Regions from separate parts of the Homo sapiens genome. Here all the other regions are linked to region 3. A link is a loop called in an ENCODE intact Hi-C map of the cell type or tissue named here. Cell type or tissue: mammary epithelial cell. All regions are shown on one strand.

Region 1 (8,000 bases), 180 kb after region 3:
GTCAGGAGACTGGCCTTTTAACTCCTGAGACATCTTGCATGAGTCAAATCCTCAGATTCTTTCTTACATGTGCAATCACATGATATTTACTTGAAGGAAAAATACCTAAGGGTTATGAGTTTGAGCTCATCATAAAGGAAATGAATTTGTACCGGTGAGGTTTGGAAACTACATTTTCAAGGGGGTTAGCCCTAGGACATGGCCACTAATGAAAGCATATTCATTGATTCAGTCTTTACTCAGAGAACACTGAGTACATACATCCAAGGCACGCAGGATGCAGTGACAAATAAAAAAGTCCCTGGCCTCACGTGCTTCTAGTGGCAAACTGAATAAGAAAGAGGTCATTACAATCCAACCTGGCAAATCCTGTGAGTAAATGGCATGTAATAACCCAGTGGTGAGCACCTAATCCAGGTAGACGGTGTCAGGGAAGCCACATCTGTCTTTGAGGGCAGAGTCCAGCTTTCCTTCAATGTCATTTTTCATCATGTGGTTAAAAGGGCCACCAATTTTCCCAGGAAGACACATACTTATTTGTCCTCTGTGATGAGTTGAAGAGAACTAGAGATACCTAGTTACACATTCTCAGTGCTTTGACTACAATTTTTAGTCAACCGAAAAATATCAGTCTAAATACAATCAGGGTACAATTTGGGAATATTGGTGGCAGACTGCAGAAGACAAGTTTCCATGCTCTTGCCTCTCCAGTGGGGAATGTATCCATTTATCCCCAAATCTCTTAGAATTTCTCTACAATCTGGTCTGACACTCTAGCTTAAAGAGTGACCAAAGTATATAACTTGTAGTTTATGTGGAAAACAAAAATGTAGAAAGCAAGCAAGAAACCCTGACATCTTTATGAAATATGCCTGAAACACAGCCGAAAGATAAAATTGTCAAATAGCTGTAAGAGGCAGAACCAGTTTGAGGAATTCATGGCCTAATCCACATTTCCCCCAGATCCTGTGGGGAAACACTGTAGGACAGTTATGGCAATGAACCACTTTGGAATTTGTTGAAAGATTGCTGTGGTAGGATTCCCTCTAAGGACCAGGAAAGGGTTCAAAATCAACCTTTCTCAGGAAATAAGTTTAGATTTTTTTCTAGAATTTCAAGACAGGCTCTAATCGTACAGAAACTTTTCTAGAATGGATGGAGAAGGTGACAAGGCTTCTCAAGGGCCCCAACTCTCACCCGACAATGTTGACTGAGCACTCACTGCTTGGCCAAGCACTGTGCCAGGCACCTGACATAGAATCTCTTGCTTAATCCTCAAGCACACCACTGCCAGGAGATAGCATTCCCATTTTACAGATGAGAAAACCAAGATTCAGAGAGTTTGTAACGTACCCAGACCCCATAGTTCATAGATGGTAGTTTCACACCCAAATGTGCAAAATTCTAGAGGGAGGTCTTCTGAAGTCAATAAGTTCAATAAACTGGTGGGACAAATGCTATGTTGAGCAACCCTGAGGAAGCTTTCTTTCCTTCCTTTCTGTTAGCTAAAAGTTACTACATTTTTCTTGGGCTCTGAAGTCTGCCTGGATTGTGGTATTTAATGTGAGGCAGCTGCAGACTGTGCCCCAAAGCAAATGAGGCTAGAGGAATTCCCCTTTCTGAAGGCATCCCACCTGAGTGTCACAAAGATGTGCAGCTGAAAACAAGCCTGACTTCTGTATATAAAGGAATCTGGGCAGGCAGACCCTCGGCTCTTGGGAGAGGAGGCGGAGAGTCTGCAGCCGGCAGGAACTCCTGGTAGCATTATGTGGCTGCTGCGGTGCGTTTTGCTGTGTGTTTCATTATCTCTTGCTGTGAGTGGCCAGCATAAGCCTGAGGCACCAGATTATTCCAGTGTGCTCCACTGTGGGCCGTGGAGCTTCCAGTTTGCTGTAAACCTCAACCAGGAGGCAACGTCTCCTCCTGTACTAATAGCTTGGGGTAAGTTTGATGACTTGCCTTGCTTAGCCAAGCAATGATATGTCTCCTCTACTACCTAAGATGTCTCCCTATCTTCCCGTATTGATACTTTCACCTTCTGAGCCCTGTTGCATCTTTCTGCAAAAGAAATAGTCTAAGTTATAACTACATCTGATCTGAATCTGATTTCCCTCTTGTTCCTCTTATTGACAGTTGCTCCTTGGGGTCTAATGGCAAGGCTGACTATCCTTTCTGGCACTGGAGACTGACCGCTGTGTTTTCTCACCTCTTCCCCACCCCTCCAGACAACCAAGGGCTGCTGCACGAGCTGCAGAATGACTCCGACTGTGGCACCTGGATAAGAAAAGGTCCAGGCAGCTCCGTGGTGTTGGAGGCAACCTATAGCAGCTGCTATGTCACTGAGTGGGTGAGTATGACCCAATGGCCAGGGAGACTGTGTGAAGCGCCTCATGCTACCATCCAGGCTGACCCCCAAGGGCCTGTCTCTCCAGGACTCCCACTACATCATGCCAGTTGGAGTTGAAGGAGCAGGCGCGGCTGAACACAAGGTGGTTACAGAGAGGAAGCTGCTCAAGTGTCCTATGGATCTTCTAGGTAAAGGCTGGAAGCTCTCAGGGTCTTGTGGGGGTGGTGGGGGTGGGGTGTGAAAGTACTCTTGGTCCTCTCTGACCTGCTCTGTGCAGTGACACCTGACACTAATGAAGGAAGGATCATGTCCCAACTCTCACCTCCATGGGCAATCCTTAGGATAACTACCAATTGAGACTCCTCAATGCCAAGGCACTGTGGGTAAGCACTTCAGGTGTTACCTTCCCTAACCCTAACATAGTGCTGCAAATACTACTGCTGGCCAGGCACAGTGGCTCACACCTGTAATCACAGCACTTTGGGAGGCTGAGGCAGGTGGATCAGGTCGGGAGTTGGAGTCCAGCCTGACCAACATGGAGAAACCCCATCTCTACTAAAAACACACAATCAGCCGGGTGTGGTGGTACATGCCTGTAATCCCAGCTACTCGGGAGGCTGAGGCAGGAGAATCGCTTGAACCTGGGAGGCTGAGGTTGTGGTGAGCTGAGATCGTGCCCTTGCACTACAGCCTGGGCAACAAGAGCGAAACCCTGTCTCAAAAAAAAAAAAAAAAAAAATACAACCTATCTCTTGCCAGGAAGTTTTCCCAAGGGCCTATCACTGGTGAATGACTGAGCTGGGATTCAAAGAACTCTCCCAGAACCAGGAGCTTTTCACCCATGGGGAGAATGATAGGAAATAAAACTGAAGCTAGCAAGGGAACTTGGAAAAATACCTCCACAGAGCTAGATGTGCACTGAGACTAGGACCCAGGTCTTCCATCCCACAAGCTGGAGGGGTATCTGAGCATTTCCCTAAGGAAACAGCAGGAAGTATGATGCCTACTCAACTTTAGAAAGTCTCGCCTGACTGAGAGCCCGTCCTCAAAGTCAGAACAGACTCAAACTATAAATTCACTCTTCTCACCTGCCTTCCTTCCCAATACATAGCCAGGATGGGCAGCACTAATAAAATGAGGAATCATAGGCCCCACCCCAGTTCTGAACCAGACCTGAACTCAAAAACAATCTTCAGATAACTCATATCCAAACTAAGGCTTGAGAAACGCCTCTAAAGAACAGAAGGAAGGATTGTTACTGGAAGGAGTAAGAAACCCCCCAACTGCTTCTACCAATTTTGTTGACATTCTTGTTTTTAAAAAACTAATAGCAGGGCACTCTTACAAGGTGACTTAATGTTGACAACCTCCCAAGACTTAATCTACAACATGTAACCTCTCAATACTATCTACAATATGGAGTAGACACCTATTTCAATCATCTACATATCTACAGGAATCCAAAGTCAATGACTTGTATCAAAATGGTATTCAAGACTAACTTTTCCATTATCTAACCTGACTTACTCTTTTTCAAAACCTAGCCCGAGATGCTCCAGATACTGACTGGTGTGACTCCATCCCAGCACGGGACAGACTGCCATGTGCACCTTCACCCATCTCTCGAGGAGACTGTGAAGGGCTAGGCTGTTGTTATAGCTCTGAAGAGGTGAATTCCTGCTACTATGGAAACACTGGTGAGTAAGTGAGCACACCTCTGAAACCAGCTGAGGAAGTGTGGCAATTACAATGAAACCCAGAGAGGGGTTTGCTCAGAAGGCAAACATCAAGTGATAGCAGGCTGCCATGTAGCCATGCATCCAAGAACACTTGATCCCAATGTAACAGACTTCTACAACTCCCACTGTCCATTCTCCCAGAATCCAGATATAAAGTCAATAACGCTCAGACTTGAAGGCTATGTGCCAGATAATTGCTAGTGCCAGATAACTTCTAACTGACAGAAACTTATAGCGACTTTGGCTGATGGTCTTGGATTGTTTAGGGAGAGTCACTTCAAGGCTGTTGCTTTCTGCTTGTCTCTAATCCTGCTCTGAGGTTTTCTAACATAAACTTGACCTCAGAGTATGTATAGGTTGGTACAGGAGGAATCCCGGCTTTTGCCATTGTGGCAAAGGCTGCAATTACTTCTCTACCAACCTAATAATCGCACACGCTATTCCAAGATCTTAATCTTAACTGACAAGCAAAATGAGGTAGGAACTACTATCCCCCTCTTAACACATGAAACTGAAGCAAGGAGGTGCAATACTTGCCTGAGGTCACACAATAAGTCAGGGAGGCAAGACTCAACCCCAGATCATTTAGAGCCTGGGTTAAACTGTGGTTGGTTGATCTTGCACTGAGGTTGTCACTGGGAAGTTGTCACCAGCTTCTCAGTGGGATTAAAAGTAACTAAGTGGTTAGACTTTCATCTGGTTCTCCCCACAATGGGAGAGATGACCTGCCTTCAGCACAGCTGCTCTGTTTCAGTGACCTTGCATTGTACCCGAGAGGGCCATTTCTCTATTGCTGTGTCTCGGAACGTGACCTCGCCACCACTGCTCTTGGATTCTGTGCGCTTGGCCCTTAGGAATGACAGTGCGTGTAACCCTGTGATGGCAACACAAGCTTTTGTTCTGTTCCAGTTTCCATTTACTTCCTGTGGCACCACAAGACAGGTGAGCAGTTGGGCTTTGTTCCTGGCTCTGGAAGTTGGGTGGGAAGGTTGTAGTGACTAGTGGGGGAGAGCTGAAATATGTTGGCCGTGAACGATACTTGTGACTACTACTTGGAGTTTGGGAGAGTCCCTAGGGCAGGAGAATGCCTCATCACTGAAAAAGTTAATCTCTTCTGGGTGTTCAGCTAAGACCATCACAGCTGTGATCTAGCTAAGGGGCTGTCATTTACCGTGCTATAGAGAAGAAACCAGCAGGGATGCTGACTGGAATTGGTAGTGCTTCAGCTGCCTCTCCTAGGTGCTCAAATTCCTTCTTATTCCTTTGTCCTGAGATAAGGCGAAGTGATAACTTGCCAGGATGTCACTGCTATGTGTTCTTACCTCTGCTGAAGTAATAGGAAATATACCATACAACAGGGTAGCATTGCTGAGGGCTTAGACCAGATGCAAGTCAAGCAGCATAACACTAACAGAAATGATCAAGACTTCTCCATCTATTCCTGTAGATCACTGGAGACCGAGCAGTATATGAAAATGAACTGGTGGCAACTAGGGATGTGAAAAATGGGAGCCGTGGCTCTGTCACTCGTGACAGCATCTTCAGGTAAGGGCTTGGCCAGAATGACTTCCCATCTGCCATAAGGTGGGCATTCTCAGGTAAGCCCTGAATCCACAAATGAGCATTCCTCAGCAATAGGAGAAAACCTGTCTGCTACCTTGGTTCACCAATTGCACTGCCCATTACTTGATTAGGTCCATCTGTGTTGCTGTCTCCAACCCGACCTAAGCCTCAAGCTCACCTGGAGTTCTGCTATTTCACTTAACTAGATTTTTTTCTCATTTTGGCCTTCTCCATTCTACATTTCAGCCTACATTTCTCCATTCTACATCTGGCCTTCTCCACTGTCCATGCTGTAGCCAAAAGAATTCCTTTAAAACCTTAAGTCAGTCAAATCACACACCTTAAAGCCATGGACAAAAAAAAAAAATCTTTAAGATGAACATCAGGACCCTGCATAAAACAGCTCCTACTTCATCTCCAGCCTGTTCACTTCTAACATTCTCAGTCCCTTACTCACTATTCCCCGATTGCAGCCTGGTTCTTCTATGGAATTCTCAAAGGGCCTCAAGCACTTCCTTGCCTCCAGGCTTTGCTCTATATTGGGTGACGCTTTCCCTGTACCTCAAGTTTTTCTTTCACCTTCATATCAAGGGTACCTCTAAGGTCTTCCCTGATCTTCTCTATGGCAAGCATCTGTTTCTCATGATGCATCTTTATTTCTGTGTGCTTATCTCCAACTCAAACATTGGTCCTACTTGTATATTGGTCTCCCCAACTAAAATACAGCTCCCAGCAGGGCAGGAACCACATCCATCACACTTATAAACTTGTCTAGCACTTAATGCTTTCCTTGAGTTAAAAAGAAAGGATGTGTAACTGACACCCACTTCCCACAACCAACTAGCTAAAATCTTGTTTCTCTGCAGGCTCCATGTCAGCTGCAGCTACTCAGTAAGTAGCAACTCTCTCCCAATCAATGTCCAGGTTTTCACTCTCCCACCACCCTTTCCTGAGACCCAGCCTGGACCCCTCACTCTGGAACTTCAGATTGCCAAAGGTATGACCCCCTTGGCTGGAGTATCTGGCCTATAGTCTAAATCCAGTCTTCTGGGGCATGAAGACCCTAAGTTAGTAACAAGACACTTAAGGGGCTTGGGGCTATTTAAAGGGGTGACAGTCCCTCAAGTCACTGAGAGATTACTACTTCAAATCCTTATTTCTGCCTCTTGCAGATAAAAACTATGGCTCTTACTACGGTGTTGGTGACTACCCAGTGGTGAAGTTGCTTCGGGATCCCATTTACGTGGAGGTCTCCATCCTTCACAGAACAGACCCCTACCTGGGGCTGCTCCTACAACAGTGTTGGGCAACACCCAGCACTGACCCCCTGAGTCAGCCACAGTGGCCCATCCTGGTAAAGGGGTAAGTGGTTCTTTCATACACCTGTGCTGAAATTCTCAAAGAAGCCCATCCTGACTGCTGGGTCTCTTGGTCTAGCTGCCCCTACATTGGAGACAACTATCAGACCCAGCTGATCCCTGTCCAGAAAGCCTTGGATCTTCCATTTCCCTCTCACCACCAGCGCTTCAGCATCTTCACCTTCAGCTTTGTGAACCCTACAGTGGAGAAACAGGCCCTCAGGGGACCGGTAGGATGTTCCCTTCCATGACACTCACCAGGGCTCTGAACCTCCCCAACTTACAACTGTTTCCATGTCCTACTACTCTGCAGCCAAGGAAGCCCTTTAATGCTGGCTATTGGTACTGACTCAGAGCAACCCTTGTTACTAATTACATGAGTGACATCTGTCAACTGGACTCCAGTTCCTTAGTGCCATTGTGATATCAACTTGGACCATATCAATTTTCTGATAACTTCCTGAACCTCTTCCTGGGGAGGCAAAGCAGGTTTAGAGATACATGGCATGGTGATACTACAAATGACCTGAATTCTGTTGGCTCCCAGGTGCATCTGCACTGCAGCGTGTCAGTCTGCCAGCCTGCTGAGACACCATCCTGTGTGGTGACCTGTCCTGATCTCAGTCGTGAGTAACCAAGCTGTTAGAGGACAGATTTGAATGAATCTTGAGTCCCATGTCTAACCTTTCCTAGTCTCTGGCCAAACAACTCAAACTGAAGATTCATCTTACTAAGGCTTCTCTAAGTACTTGCGGTGCCATAGAACAAAGATGACTAGCTTCCCAGAATCCCATGTCTCCTAAAACAAGCTATAAATGTTCGGGTAACCCTCAACCTTAGCTTTTTCCATATAAACTTTAATTCATCCACCAACCAAGGCAGTTTATGGCCTATCTTATGTCTCATTTTAACAAGATACACCTGAATAGTTGAGAAACATGTCTGTACCTGCTTGACAGGTCTGGCAATGCAGCCTAAAGATCTATAAGTAGA
Region 2 (8,000 bases), 190 kb after region 3:
CTGACAGAGCAAGACTCTGTCTCAAGGAAAAAAGTTATACCCACCAAATTGTCTTTTAATCTAAATATTAGAATAAGGGGCTGAATTATATTTATTCCATGTTTACCAATTGTTATGTGACTCATCGGTTAATTTATCTGGTCTTTGTTTTGTGACGCTAGAATACCTCAGACTAGGTTGTTTATAATGGACAGAATTTATAGAGTCCCAGTTGTGGAGGCTGGGAAGTCCTAAATCAAGATGTCAGCATCTGGTGAGGGCTGCCTTGCTGTGGAGACAGTAAGAAGTGGCCAAAGTTGCCCTTTTATAATGGTACCAACCCCACCCATGAGGGTGATGCTCTCATGGCCTAATGACCTCTTAATGGTCCTACCTCTTAATACTGTTACAATGGCTCTTTTGTTTTTTCTTTTCTTTTCTTTTCTTTTCTTTTCTTTTCTTTTCTTTTTTTTTTTTTTTGAGACAGCCTTGCTCTATCACACAGGCTGCAGTGTGGTGGCATGATCTCAGCTTACTGCAAACTTCGCCTCTCAGGTTCAAGCACTCCTCCCCCCTCAGCCTCTCAAGTAGCTGAGATTGCAAGTGTGTACCTCCACACTCAGCTAATTTTTGTATTTTTAGTACAGGTGGGATTTCATCATGTTGGCCAGGCTGGTCTGGAACTCCTGACCTCAGGTGATCTACCTGCCTCGGCCTCCCAAAGTGCTAGGATCACAGGTGTGAGCCACGGTGCCCGGCCCAGCCTGGCAATTAAATTTCAACAGGAGTTTTGGAAGGCACAAGCATTCAAACTGTTATATCCCCTCGTCAGTCTATAAGCAGTCCTCTCAGAACATTAAATTTATCTTATGTGTGTCAAAAACACCTAGAAGATTATTTTCAAAGAAAATAAGGGGGAAAAGTTTGGAAATGTTTATGGAAGGATACAAAATTTCAGCTACAAAGAATAAGTTAAAGAATTTTACAACATGGTGACTGTAGTTAATAACAATGTATTCTTGAAAATTGCTAAGAGTACATTGTGTTATCACTACAAAAAAATAAGAGGTAATGTATGTGTTAGCTAGCTCAACTTTGCTATTCCACAACATATACATCTCAAAACATTGGCAGGGTGCAGTGGCTCACGCCTGTAACCCCAGCACTTTGGGAGGCTGAGGCAGGTGGATCACTTGACGTCAGGAGTTTGAGACCAGCCTGGCCAACATGATGAAACTCCATCTCTACTAAAATAAACTTTTAGCTGGTCGTGGTGGTGCATGCCTGTAATCCCAGCTACTCGAGAGGCTGAGGCAGGAGAATCACTTGAACTCGAGGGGCAGAGGTTGCAGTGAGCCAAGATCATGCCACTGCACTCCAGCCTGGGTGACAGAGTGAGACTGTCAAAAACAAAAAATGGACATGATCAATACAAATACTTGTCAATTAAAATATGCTTTTAAAAATGTTAAAGCAGAAAAGATGTTTCCACTGGCCACCCTTCCCTCACAGAGGGGAGGCGAACGCCCCTGACGCAGTCCTGAGACAGGCAAGGTGGGATTGTTGAGAAAGCTGGTTTTGTTGCCAGTCACCTTCACGGAAGGCTCTGCTACCCAGACCTTATGAAGTCAGACTTTCCTCCTAAAAATGCTGCTGTCCTTGTTTAGGGCAAAGGGCCTGGCACAGAGCAGGAGCTCAGAACATTTGCTGAGTGAATCATAGCAAACCATGACATAATTTAACCCGATTTAAAGGAGTCTAGAAAGTTGCCAGAGAATGGCTGGATTTTAAGCAGTTCGTATTTGTTCCCTAATGTAGCAATATGTGACCAGAGAGGCCGCTTCGGGCCAGCAGGTTACCCATCTCTGTCAGTAACCTCTTTGCACCCTAGCTCCTGTGTCTCCAGGATGGGACCCTTGGCTCATAGAAATGAAAAGCTTTGTGATAACAAAAAATCACAAATCCAGTTGCAGCTATACTTAGCCTTTGTTTCTCATAATTTTTGAAATGGCTTTGAGATATAATTCACATTCCATACAATTCACCCATTGAAAGTATACAGTTCAGTGGTCTTTAGTATATTCATAGAGTTCTGCAACCATCACCACACCAAAAGACACCCTGTACCCATTATAAGTCACTTACTAGTCCCTCCTTTCTCCAGCCCACGGCAACCACTAATTCATCTCTATAAATTTGCCTGTTCTGGATGTTTCATATAAATGAAATTGACATGTAGCTTTTTGTGATTAGCTTCTTTTACTTAGCATGTTTTCAAGCTATATCCATGTTGCAGCAAAACTCAGCAATTCCTTTTTATGGTTGAATATCTACTTTTCCATTTTGTTTATCCATTTACAAGATGAAGGACAGTTGGGTTGTTCCCACCTACAGGTTGTTGGGAATCCTGCTGCTATGAACATTCATGTATAAGTTTTTGTGTGAACATATGTTTTTATTTCTCCTTGGTATGTACCTAAAAATAGATCTGGGCCATAAGGCAAGTCTATGTTTAACATTTTGAGGAACTTCATAACTGTTTTCCAAAGTGGCTCTGCCGTTTTCTATTCTCACCAGTAATATATGAGGGTTCCAATTTTTCTACATCCTTGCCAATACTTGTATCTGTCTTTTGTCTCATTGCAAATTAGTATTTATATACTATCTTTAAATATTAAAAAGGAATAAAGCCAATAAAAGGGCCCATAATTTTACCTACAAAAAAACTGCCAATGACCAAATTAGGAAAAAATCAAGCCATAGAAAAACATGAAAAGAAATCCCATTCCCCACTCCCAGTTCCTCTCCCCCAAGGTAACTGCTGCTCAATTTCTTGTATGTCCAGAAACAAGCTTCATGTGTGTTTACCCTTTAGTTTACACAAAAGTAACTCCATTCATATTCCCCTGCACAGAGATGTCACTGTTGGTTTTACACACACACACACACACACACACACACACACACACACACACACACACAGTATCTGTCTCTTGTTCAGGAAACCTGTAGCCTACAAAGAATAAGGACATGTTAGCTAAGGATGAAGAAGATGCCCTGCAGGAGTCCTGAGCAGTATATGTTCCTTTGTGTCCTCTCACAGGGCCTAGTAAAGTATATATGGGAAAACCACTTTTATAAAATGACTTTGTTTTGAACACAGTGGGAAGAAATAGTGTATGTCGGCCTTTTTGCAAAGCCCTATAGTAAACACTAGGGGATGGGGAGGGCTGAACTCGTGGTAAAGGGTGCTTTGAGGCCCTTGCATCATGCTGCATTTTGCCATTAGATCAGGCTCCAGGGTCTTGATCGTGCTCTGTGTGCTGTCTTCCCTGTCTCCTTCAAAAGGTTGCTTACCTGCAAGCATGCTGTTCCTGGCATTTGCTGTTGCCCAGGAAGCTACAGAGAGGTGATGGGAAGGTGCCTATGAATAAGTCCATTCATAATGAGGGCCAGGGAAGCAGCTCTCTGTCAAAGTCACAAATTCCATGAGTCAACCCTTTTTGCAATTACCATGCAGACAGTCTTAACACAATCTCTTTGAGTGACTTTTGTAAGATGACACCAAAGCCCTGAGACACCTCAGGGATGACTCAGTGCCCTTGACTCGGGGCCAGTCAACTTGATGTTCTGTGTTTCCTGTGATTAAGTCCTTTCCTTATTTCACCCCATTGCCTTTACATTGTAAGGTTTCCCAGATTGACATTTTAGGCCTTTTGTACAAAATTTAACCTCTGGTACCTCAGGAGTTGTCGTCTTTGGCCACAAAAGAAAAAATCTTGAAAACTTTAATAATTGAAATGTGGTAGCACAATGAGAGAACTTCCCCAGTGATGGTCTGATGAAAAAATATACCCGAAAATATTAATGGAAAAGTGCGCGGAGCACAAAGCCAGCGTTATTTAAATATTAGGATTGTGATAAATATTTATTTCATGTTAATGTACTGGGTAAAATGAAAAACAATGAGGTGCAGAATTAATCATGAGTCTAGCGTGGTGAGCTTATCTAAGCGAAAGGTTATTCTGTAAAACAGATGGTGTTAAAAGGAAAAGATTAATTTCTGCATTTTAACCCCTAAACTGTTGAGAAAGCATAAAATAATTACCGTTTTTTAGTATGTACACCATGCCAGACGCTCTTTAGGCAATTTCCATGGATTATTTTATGTGATGCTCATAAATAACCCACAAAGTAGGTAACATTACTATCCCACTTTTAAAAAATGAGATTTGAGGGTTTTTTTTTTTTTTAACATTGATGCTAGATAGAGGAACGTGGTTTTTATAAGAAACATTCAATAAATATTCCATACATAGTGAGTAAATGACTGTTATTGATGGACTATCCCAGTCCTGTGCAGGCTGACCTTGGCAACACCCCCAGTTCTACAAGTCTGAGAAATGACAGAGAAGCAATTTAAATCCCCGATTTTCCAGGACATCACATACATCTCCTCTCCAGATTTCATTTATCTGTTTGCTCTATGACTTCCTGCCTTCTACAGAGCCCAGGAACCTGAGGGCACTAGTAGATCCACTCAGGAATCCCAGTTTGGATTTGAGTTTTTCTGATTCTGTGCCCTTTCCATGGTAGCACCTGCCTCCATTCTTTTCCATTCTAGTAGCTCTCTTGATTTTCTCCACTTTGAGTTGGAAATGTCAAACACAGTGTTCCATTTAACTCCCTCGGCTTTGTATCTCTTTTTATAGGTCCTCGCACAGGATAGGTCCACAGGAGGAAGCTGGTGGCCTTGGCATCTCAGCACCCCTGGAAGCTCAGCAGGAGAGGTTTTGCCTTTCAGCCACTCTGTGGCCCAGTGTGCTTGGGTAACTGTCTCTGCCGCCTCATCTGTGTAAACTGGGATAGTCCAACAACCTGTGGGGTAAGTCACTAATGTGACATATTATTTTGACTTTTACCTTATTACAGTTCAGCTTCTACTAAGACTTTGGGAATTTGGATTTGAGCAATTTGTCTCAAAAATAGCTCTTCTGTCACATATCAGTCCCAAGCCAGACCTTCAAGACCCTCCACCAGCTGCCCTATAACTACCTTCATCTAACTGCTCCTTGTCTTTCCTGGCCCCTGAGTCTTCAGCTGCCCCCTTTAGGTTAGAACACCTGCCCCTAGATCCCAGCCATGTGGGTTATCCGGCCAATGGCCCCAGCAAGTTCCCTAGCAGCCAGCCAGCATCACCACCTAGACACATGCCAAGACAGTTGTTAAATGGAACACTGCATTTAGGTCACTAGCTGGGAACTTCATAGCCACTCCCTTCCCCACCTGGAGCACATGACTTCTCTCTTCCTGCAACCCCTTTTCAAAATGTACTCTTCCCATAAAGCTTCATAGTATACTTTGGGATATTGGAACAATCAAATTACATCAATACATAGAAAAGAATTGTGAGGTTTAAGTATGATACATTTAATGAGCTTAGCACAGTACTTGGCACACAAAGTGCAACCAACCAGAGTTCTCCATATTGTCATCCTCACTGGTGTTACCATCATTCTTATCACCAACGGATGCTTATTAAATACATACTTATTTGCCGTGCAGAACTTAAAGTTGTAACCCACAAAATGAGCAAAATTGATGAGCTATCTAGGACTGACCCCACCCCTCCTTTCTTGAAGAAGCATCGTTTAATCAGGTAGCCACTCCACCCCGTATATCTGTGTTCATAGGTGATGCTGACCCCACCCCAGTTCTGGGAGGAGGCCTCTTTTGTCTGAGAGGAATCCCATCCCTCTTATTACTAGCTGGTTCTGGAGTGAGTGCGTGAGTACCCCAGCTCTGAGGCTGGAGAATTCCTGCAGAGGGAATTTGGAAAAATCTCCTCACTCCTAAGAGCTATTAAGAATCTTCTCTCAGCTGGGGATGGTGGTTCACGCCTGTAATCCTAGCACTTTGGGGGACCAAGGTGGGCAGATCACTTGAGGTCAGGAGTTCTAAACCAGCCTGGCTAACATGGTGAAACCCCGTCTCTACTAAAAATACAAAAAAAATTAGCTGGGCATGGTTGCGGGCACCTGTGATCCCAGCTACTCGAGAGGCTGAGGCAGGAGAATCACTTGAACCTAGGAGGTGGAGGTTGCAGTGAGCTGAGATCACGCCATTGCACTTCAGCCTCAGCAACAAGAGTAAAATTTCACCTCAAAAAAAAAGTACTCTCTCTTCTGGCCTGAGTATGGGATAGACTTAGTGACTGGCTTCTAACTAACAAGCATGCTGCAAATAGTCGGGGGTTAATGCTGAGGCTAGATCAGAAAAAGCATATGGCTTCCATCTGGCACTCACTCATTCTCTCTTTTTACACCTGCCCCTGGGTCCCAGCCACATGCTGTAAAGTGGTCCCAGCTAGTCTTGTAGCAGCCAGACAGCATTACCACCTAGCTATGTAAGAGAACGTACCTAGACATATGAGAGAATGTACCTCTAATGAATCCAGGTCCCAGATACTTCGGGATAGAGATAAGCTGTTTCTACAGCATCCTGTCTGAATTCCCAATCTGCAGAACTTGTGATAGATGATAAACAATTATTGTTTTAAGCAACTAAGCTTGGGGGTACTTTGTTGCACAGCAGCAGATAACAAATGCACCAATATATCACAGACATCTCCACATTAACGATGTAAATCTGCATCATCATTAAATGGTGTGGCCAACTGACATTAGCCAATCTGGCCATGTATATGCCTTAAGTTCACTTTGGTAGAGATTGGTAGCTACAGAAAATTTTGAGATCATGAGAGTCAGCTATTCCCCTCACGAATGAAAACAAGGTCAAATTCACACACACACACGCACGCACACACACACAAAGAGAAAGGATCACAAAAATAGTCATGTCATCTATTTCATGAGCTGGGGGAAAGCCCAACTCTAGGTCTTTTGCCATCGTGCAGAAAAGCTTCACGTAGCCAATGCGGAATATCATAGAATTTGGTCAGTCTGGGCACCAGGAAAGCGAATCCAGACCCAACTGGAGTGCTGTCTAAAGGTGAACCTGAGTCTAAACTGGCCCCTGGATTTTGGGATGGAATCTCAAGTGTCATCATAGGCCACAGGCCTTGCTCCATTCTTATGTTCTTTTTCAGGCAAATATAGGGTTTCAAATAGTTCATTAGACCCAATCTTCAATATAACTGATTTTGCCAATAAAGACCATTCTTAACAATCACTCCAGCCATTAGCAAAGCCTCCACGTTTGATGAAGAGGTGGGAAAGAGGAGGATCTTGACAGTGGTCACACTGGGTGAGAGCTTCCTGATGACAATGTTAGCTGACCATTCCTACGGGTTTTAATTTCAAAGGGAGCCAATGGCTATACTTAGGAATAACTTAACACACCATATATGATGAAATATTTTAAAACAAATATAGATATCCTTACAAACAGCTACATGGCATTCCATTGTATGGCTATACCAGTCTTTATTGTGCTGTCTTCACTTGGTAAACATTTATATCATGGCCAGTCTTTACAGTATTATAAACAATGTAGGGATGAACACCCTTATACAGACACTTTTATGTACTGTACTTGTTATTCCTTGAGATAAATTCCTTCAAGTGAAATTGCTGGGTCAAATGACATGTATATTGCCCAGTTTCTCAAAATGTAATACAGCAGTATATGAGAGAGTTAGGTGAAGTTTTCAAAAGAAGCTGTACTTCAAAACTAAAGGCAAAGGAAACCGAAAGGAAGCCCCAAAGAGGAAAAGTGAAAAGATCATCATCCAAAAGACCACTAGTGTGGCTGAACAGCAGAATGGTGAACTGTGTTTGTGGTATCAGTTTGCAGTACCAGAAGAGACTGTCTCTGGCATGTACTGAAGGTGATTTCTCTTTGAAGAGGGAAGAGCAGGTTGGCTTTTATGCCTCACGGGGTCCATATTACACAGTAGAATCATACATAGATTTGGGGGAAAGCTATACATATTTATGAGGGGAGTCTTGTGTATGCACAATGGGTAAACACACATGTAACAGAGAGCTCAGTTTACTTTG
Region 3 (8,000 bases):
AAAGGCACTAAGACAATACACTTCATCCAAATTAATTAACTGTGCTACTGGAACCTGAAAGTCCATCATTCACTATTAACGCTTTTTTATTTTTAAGTCCATCATTAGCTACATGAGCTAGACATAAAGTCTTTTGTTCTTTAATAAAATGTGAGACGAGATAACACATGAACTCATCATCAGCTATTAACACTTCAGTGTGTGTTTATTCATGATGCTCTTTAATGTGAAGACCACGTCCTTAGAATAGAATCCTGTAGGAATAGGGCTCAGGACATTCATGCTTTAGAAAGTGAAGGATACAGGGACTGTGCTCAAACATCAACTCACTTGGATGGTATCTGACCCCGTCTGGACTAGGTGGCCGTCAAGTGCTACACTCAGCCTCCTGGGATTTATATGCTGTAGCATTTAAGCGCTGTCACCCTCTGTCTCCCTGACTCCCTGGTGGCAGAATTTTTCCTCCATTTTAAAAATTTTATTTTTAGAACCTAGGATGATGCCTAATAGTTACAAGATATACAATATTACATTGTCAAATGATCAAGGGAAACATTTCATAGTCCTTAATCTTTCTAGTATAAAACATCAAACAAATTTCATGTAGAATATCTCTTGGTAGCTATTAATATTGTGAAATTGTCTTTGTTTTAAACACATTCACACATTATGATTAATGTATTTTAAGCATATTTATGTGAGCCATCTTTACAAATTCAATAATTCCTTTTCTAGTAAACACTAAAACCTATTAAATCAATAACATTGATTTATGTATATATATATTGATTCATAACCTAAATATATTTATATTTTATACACATTTATTTGCATGCTGTAAAATATAAAATTTAGATATATTTTTCTGTAACTTAATAGGTATCTTGGCAATTCAGAAAACAAATTTCTGCTCCAGAGCTGCTCTGACTCAGGCATCTGTTTCCTTTAGGTGTCTGGTTGAGAAAGTACTCAGAGGGTAGAGGATACTTGAGCAGGGTAGAGACCCATTAGACAATTTTGTGTGGAGGTCAATACAGGAGGTAAATTGTCTACTTTGGTTAGAAGGTGCCTGGTTTATTCACTGAGACTTGATTACAACAAAAGATAGAGTCACACAGATTGGAGTGATTTGGAAAGTAAAAGAAAATGACAAATATTCAGTCTAAACTTCCAGCTACTACTCAAGAGAGCATTAGGAAATATAAACAAGAAGACCTTCAAATAGGAAGAGCTTTACACAAAGTTCTTTTAAAAATAGATTTCTGGGATGGGCGTGGTGGCTCATGCCTGTAATCCTAGCACTTTGGGAGGGCAAGACAGGTGGATCACCTGAGGTCAGGAGTTCGAAACCAGCCTGGCCAACATGACAAAACCTCATCTCTACTAAAAATACAAAAATTAGTCGGGTGTGGTGGCGGGTGCCTGTAATCCCAGCTACTCAGGAGGCTGAGGCAGGAGAACTGCTTGAACCCGGGAGGTGGCGGTTGCAGTGAGCTGAGATCCTACCACTGCACTCCAGCCTGGGTGGCACAGTCTTGACTCCATCTCAAAAAAAAAAAAAAAAAGGAATTTCCTACTTCTATCATCAAATATTCAGGTATAAAATAGTTAAGTTGGTTAAATTTGCAAATCCCTATCTTTCCACTCAGTTAGCTGTAAGACCATACAAATTTAAATATCTTATGTGTTGGCTTTCAGCAAGGAAATATGAAACTGAGTATACAGCGTTCTTCTCAGCCACCAGCCTATTGTTCAGTGACACTTCCCTGAACTGTGTTAGACATGATAAAGGTTGCAAAGAACACTGCATAGCCTCATCCATGCTCATGGTAAGGAAAAGACTGAATGTATAGCAACAAAGAATACAAACCCATATGGGAGTTAAATTCCATCACAGTCAAGCAATTGTCACCTATGCTTATCCATGCACTTTATTCACCAGGACAGAAGCAATGAGGGGCTAAAAAAACAGATGCTCAAATGTTCAAGTCTAAGCTTCACGCCAACCTCCTCTAAAAAAATTCTCCCTCTCAAAAAGTTTGCTTAACTATCTCATCCAGTTCCCTTTATTATCAGCCCCCTTTAATTTCCACCATCCCTTTATCTTTCCACATAATTATTTTATCTATGAATATTTGATGACAGTTTGCAAGAAATCCATTTTCAAAAGCTCTTTTCAGAATATGCCTCTGAGTTTAATAATCTTAATGGGGTAAGCCTATTTTTAAGCTGAATAGCTCAAAGCCTTATTATCAATTCAAGTATGCTTATTTATTTATTTGGAATCACATTTCAGCAAGAAGAGTCTCTTAGAGGCCTTTCCTCATTTTTCTGAGCTGTAATTGCAATATTTCCGATGCTGAAAACTAAAATCAAGTTTAAATAATTTTGGAAGTGTAACTTTTTTCTAGCATAATTTTTTTATTTCATATCATTATAGAATGTAACCCCAAATGCTGCATCCTTATACAGATAAAGTAATTGTTGGGTGTAGCATTGCTATTGCATTTAAAAGAGCTTATGTCCATAAATGAAGATACCTTCTAGGATGTAAATTGTTCTTTTAAAAATGCAACAATTTTTTAAGATGTACTTAGCTGTATATAGCCAACAAAATTGAGTACAGTGGCTCTTTTTGTGCCTTTGTACAATAGACCATAACATTCTGAGACAAAGTCAAAGGGCAGGAGGAAGGGTTGGAAGATGAGAGAATGGAGGGTAGTTGGTAGAGGATATTAAGGGGAGGTAAGGTCTGAAATCAAAAGACAGGAAGACCTGAACAGTGAGTTGTAGGAGCTCTCAGATAACTGTGGAAAACATACACATAAATCCTTGTAGTATGAGGTAAACTCCATATATAGAACAGGCTACCCAGTGCATGTGAGGCATGTTGCATATTCTTTTCCTAATCAAACCTGCCTTTTCTTCTTTTCACTTATGCCTGCTGTGAAGATTCAGAGTCACCACAGACTCTGCCTTGCTTCTCACTCCGGATCCCACACCCGCATCTCCAGTTGTTTCAACTGGGCTTCTTTAGACAGCTGCGCATTTTACAGCCCATGCCCTATGCTGGTTCTTTGAATTTATTTGTCTTCTCTAAGCCTGAATTTGTATCACATGTACAACCTTACAAAAAAGAAGCATCTCCCTCCAAAGAAATTTACAAGAAATGAAAGAGAATAAAGTGGGAAGCAAAAAGTAGCATCATAAGAAGTCACCTTGAAGAAATAAATGGCAGTTGAAATGAAATGAGCAAAGGATATACTGGCTCTTGATGTACAGGATGCTCCCACCAAGTGTCAGGAGTTCCATTATACAGGATCACGTGTCTTTCTTTATGACTCCAATCCTATTACTTAACTTTGCAATAGGGAATATTAAAGTCATCGTAAAACTCTAAGTGCTACTTAGATTGAGTTTAAGATTTAAGAATTCATGGACAGGCAATACTTGGAATATTTAATTATACCCATGTCTCAGAATGTAAATATTTAGACCTTGTTATACAAATAATGTCAGAACCACATTGTAAGTTGAATACCATTCCTTCTTCTTTTCTACTCCATATCTGTTGGGAGACTCTACAGTAGACACTGGGAGACCAAAACTCCCACTACAACAACTAGAAAAAAACAAATGAGGTACAATAGTCATATTTTTAAAGGTATCAGAGATCTGTAGAAGTCACAAAGGTTAGATAAATTAAAATTTCAGTAAGCAGAGAATCTCTTGAATGTGAGCTATATGCATCTGCCAGAAAAACAGAACCCATAAGAGATAGATGCATTAAGAGATTTGTTACAGGAATTATCTTACACAATTGTGTGATGGGCTAATCAAGTCTGAAATTCATAGGGCAAGTGGTCAGGAAAGGAACTCACAAGAACTCCAAATAGAACTCCATGGGTCGAAGCTAAAGCTGTTGTATATGGGAGAATTATTTGTTCTCTTGGGAAAGCCTCAGTTCTGCTTCTAAGGCTTTCGGCTGGTTATGTCAGGCCCACCTGGATTATCCAGAATTATCTTCCTTATTCAAAGTCAACTGATTAGGTACTTTAATTACATCTGCAAAATCTTATCACAACACCTAGTAGTGTTGACTGAAAGACTGGAGACTGCAGCCTGCTCAAGTTGATACATTAAAAAAAAAACCAACATAGTCTGTCCCTTGTTAACTTTGCACTCTGCTAATAGTGCATGTGAATCATTATTCGACCCATGCTGCAATCACTTCTTACTCCACAGGACTGAAGCACAAGAAGATTCTCCCAAATCCCCTCAAAGGGTGGGTGACTTTAAGTAATTGGCAATACTTGGAGCCTGTCCAGAATCTGCTATTCTCTTAGCTCAAGAAGCACAGTCTTGATTGTCCCCATAGTAGAGGCCATAAAAGTTTTAAGTGTTTATGATTTATAATATTATAGGTATTTGTGATATAGTTCTGTGCCTATCTCTTCATTTTGAGGATTTCCCTTAAGATATAGGAAGGCCAATTTATCTACCTCACTTAATTTCATATAAATATATTGGGGAAATATCCTTTCAAATGGATAAAGAGGTTTCTTTTTCTCTTCAAAGATGACACAGAATATTTTTCCTAGAGAAAATTTACCTGGTGTTCTCCACCAACCATTACATGTTTTTGGACCATCCCCTGTTTTCTGCTGAAACTGCTCCAGTACTAAGTTTATATTAAAAAATATCTGTATAACCCAAAGCCAAATCTCTCAGAAAATGTCTTTCAAGGTTGTCAAATGAAGTAGAATCTGAGGGGGAAAAGGGCTTCCATCATTTATTTCCTTTGGGTATACATTTATTGAATATTCTGATGTCCATTTTGTCAATGTAGAGGCAGTCCACAAGATCATTTCCAGCTGAATAACTCAGGCTGCCTGGTATTGATCCACACTTCCTCCTGAGATCTGCACACCTGGCAGTGAGCCATGCAGACCGCTAAGTCAGAGGCACTGTCTCAGCCATTGGCAAAGGGAATGACTCAGCTGTGCATCAACCATGAGCTGGGTTTAATGAACATTGAAGCAGAAAATTTACCATCTGGCTGGCCACATGCATGCAGTGTCAAGCAAAACTCCATCAGCAGCACTCATTGCAGCTGAACTATAGCAAACCTGGTTGCACGCAGAGCCGGCACCGCATCATCTACACCAAACCCTGTGCTTAGCCCTGCAGTCTGTACAGCTCCACTTAACAATGACTCCACGGAGCAGCCCAGTTTGCAGTAGCAGGAGCCTCCATCAGCACCAGTAAAGGCCAGTCTCAATCTCACAGGCCTTCAGAACCCCCTCACACAGAGGATATACCCCCATGTTGAAAGACTGAACAGGTGTGCATCCAATTTCCTCATCTATCTGCCCTCACAATGAACCCCAGGTTTTGATATGCTCCAAAAGTGCATGCTCAAGAAGGGGATCACCTAAAATGGTAGGCACTTGATTTACTAAATCCAGATGACGAAGACATCTGTCTTCCTTACCCCTTGGAAGCCAACTTTTTAAAGGCACAGGACCTACTCTCCATTGGTGTTCTGATGCTAAAACTAGCCAGATCTGGCATTAAGTTTGGAGGCCGCCTTCACCCTCACTCACACAACAGACTCTGAGCCATCTGCTTCCAGAGAAAGATAGCTTTTCAAGTGACCGGGGGTACCCTAAAATAGTCAAGATCCCTTCACTGGAGCCGTCTAGCAGCTGGAGGCCTGAAGATCAGGCTAGATTGGAGTATTTGTAAACAGTCAGACTTACCTGGTCTACCTTGTTTCTAAAATCAGCAGCCGAGAAGGAGCAGAGGAAGGATGGAGCATGCAAAGTGGCACAGCTGGATAGTGATGGTCTATCCAGGGTGAGCAGACCCTGCCACTCGAAATACCCAAGGGCAACTGCAATGCCCACCACAGCTAGGGGGATCCATAGGAAACGAGCAGCTTGCGTGGAGAGCTACCACTGGCGCCTGGTCAAAGACCCCATCCCCACTTGTCTAAAGTCTCAGTCCACTGCATTTATCCCTCATGCCAAGTCTCCAACTTCCCCTCAAAGTTCCAAAGCTATTACCAGATCAACTTGTTGCTGGAGGGCTCAAGAGGCTCTGTGGATGCCAGTGTGATCCCAGGAGAGTCTCTGCATGCCAGTGAGACCCCAGCCCAGCTAGTTTCCAGATTCTTGACACAATCACAAGAAACAATTCAGAGATGAGTCAGAAGGAGGTGAAAGGCAGGAAGCTTTTATTGTAAAGCGAAAGTACACACTGAAGAGAGAAGTCCAGGCATGCTTGTGAGAACAAGTCATGCATACAAAGCTTGACTTTCTAATTTTATGAGTGTTTCTTTAACTGAAATGTGGAATAATCATTAGATGTTCTGGAAAAGGAGATGATTTCAGGGATGTGCCTGCACTCCTACCGCCCCTTTCTCCCCTATTTGGGTTTGCCTGGAAGAGTCATGGACATGTCACACGACCAGGATTTTGGCCATTTTCTCTCCTTATTTTGGATTTTCTGTTATCCTGTGGTTTCTTTGCCTAGTTTCTGTTTTAGCTGTTGTTTGAGGTTTTCCATTTTCCTGTAACTACCCAGTGCCATTTCTATCTCATGTGGACACAAATGGGGACATTCTCTTCCCTGAGAGGTCATTATCTCCATAAATTGCTCTTCTGCCCTAACAGCTCCACCCTTTCATGCCCTAGCATATGCCCAGAAGTATGTTCTAAGGCCACACCTAAAACATAGGCATCTATTGATTCTGCTCAGTGATTGGGAGGATGGGGTGTCTCTAACCATTATTTCATTTGTTCCACAATCCCGATCTAAACCACATTGTCATTCTGGTCATTCTGGCCAATGCTGCCAACTGCACCAAAGTAACAAAGAAATAAAGGTTCAGCCAGGTTCTCAGATTATCAAGAGTAACACATCAGACCCAGTTAACGTTATTTTCATCAGGGATAAATGATGCTATGAATCCATTTCGCCCCCCTGGTGCTTTCCTTGTTCTTCTTGGAGGTGTATCCAAAAGCTGGTGATTTCAGCAGCTTATATAGAATGGGAAATCTTCGAGGTGAGAGAAGCCTGGAATTGTGGGCTTAGTGACCATACACTATTTTAAACTTTCTTGGGAGAGATGAGTGAGACAGTGACCTCAAGAATTATTCTATTATCCTAAAACAAAATTTATAGTTGCACTATAGTTATAAACACCTTCTAGGTGAGGCACAGTGGCTGACACCTGTAATTCTAGTACTTTGGGAGGCTGAGGCAGGAGGAAGCTCAAGGCCAGAAGTTTGAGACCAGGCTGGAGAACACAGCAAGACTCCATCTCTACATAAAAAAAAAAAAAGGTAAAAATTAGCTGGGTATAGTTGTGCATGCCTGTAGTCTCAGCTATTTGGGAGGATGAGGTGGAAGGATCGCTTGAGCCGAGTAGTTCAAGGCTACAATGAGCTGTGATTGTACCAATGCACTCCAGCCTGACCAACAGAGCAAGATACTGTCTCTAAAAATAAAATAATTTTTTTCTTAAACTTCTTTACTTCTGTATTTTATTTCTTGCTGTGTCATTGGCTTACTTAAGGATTTGATGTATCAGTATGGGTTATGATTTGCCTTGTGGATGATTCTTTTTGTGTTATTTTTCTATACTTACAAATCTTTTTACATGCTATTTAATGAAAAAGATCATATAATGGAGAAAAGTAAGTTATTATTTAAATTTTATGCTTGACGGACATAGGGACAATAAAAGTACTTTTCAGAGTAACAAAAATGTTCAATATCTTGAAAGATATATTAGTGTCACAGGTATATGTATTTGCCAAAACTCATCGAATTGTACACTGAAGATCTGTGCATTTCCAATCGGAAAGTACTTAATGCAACAGAACTGTGTACTTAGAAAAGGTTTAAATGGCAATTTGTACATTATGCATTTTTAACCATAGTAAAAAATAGATCTGTGCATTTCACCATATGAAAATATATCTTAAAAGAAA

What was found. A loop is a pair of places that touch in the nucleus more often than their neighbours do. Peaks named below come from ENCODE experiments on the same cell type or tissue, not always from the same donor. Only the 100,000 strongest peaks of a DNase experiment are listed, where the experiment ranks them.
Region 1: a loop joins it to region 3, with 3 times the contacts of the local background. A loop is called at or near these places in 2 of 110 quality-filtered maps.
Region 2: it touches region 3 in a loop (4-fold over the local background); 3 of 110 quality-filtered maps call a loop at or near these places.

The regions. Positions count from the first base shown.
Region 1 is chr1:237,884,402-237,892,401 of GRCh38, reverse strand. It overlaps ZP4 (zona pellucida glycoprotein 4), which reads left to right and starts at 1,480. Exons shown (of 12, transcript NM_021186.5): 1 at 1,480-1,941; 2 at 2,226-2,347; 3 at 2,433-2,535; 4 at 3,892-4,044; 5 at 4,841-5,028; 6 at 5,534-5,631; 7 at 6,516-6,646; 8 at 6,822-7,011; 9 at 7,087-7,237; 10 at 7,555-7,633. The coding sequence starts at 1,767. It also overlaps the pseudogene LOC100130331. In mammary epithelial cell, no CTCF peak of the experiment used is centred here; DNase peaks (open chromatin) are centred at 221, 4,061 and 7,961; H3K27ac peaks cover 2,360 bases.
Region 2 is chr1:237,869,159-237,877,158 of GRCh38, reverse strand. It overlaps the pseudogene LOC100130331. Among named protein-coding and RNA genes, the nearest start is that of ZP4, 18 kb to the left of the region's middle. In mammary epithelial cell, no CTCF peak of the experiment used is centred here; a DNase peak (open chromatin) is centred at 3,488; H3K27ac peaks cover 846 bases.
Region 3 is chr1:238,060,649-238,068,648 of GRCh38, reverse strand. No RefSeq gene overlaps it. Among named protein-coding and RNA genes, the nearest start is that of ZP4, 170 kb to the right of the region's middle. In mammary epithelial cell, no CTCF peak of the experiment used is centred here; DNase peaks (open chromatin) are centred at 4,998 and 6,268; H3K27ac peaks cover 2,655 bases.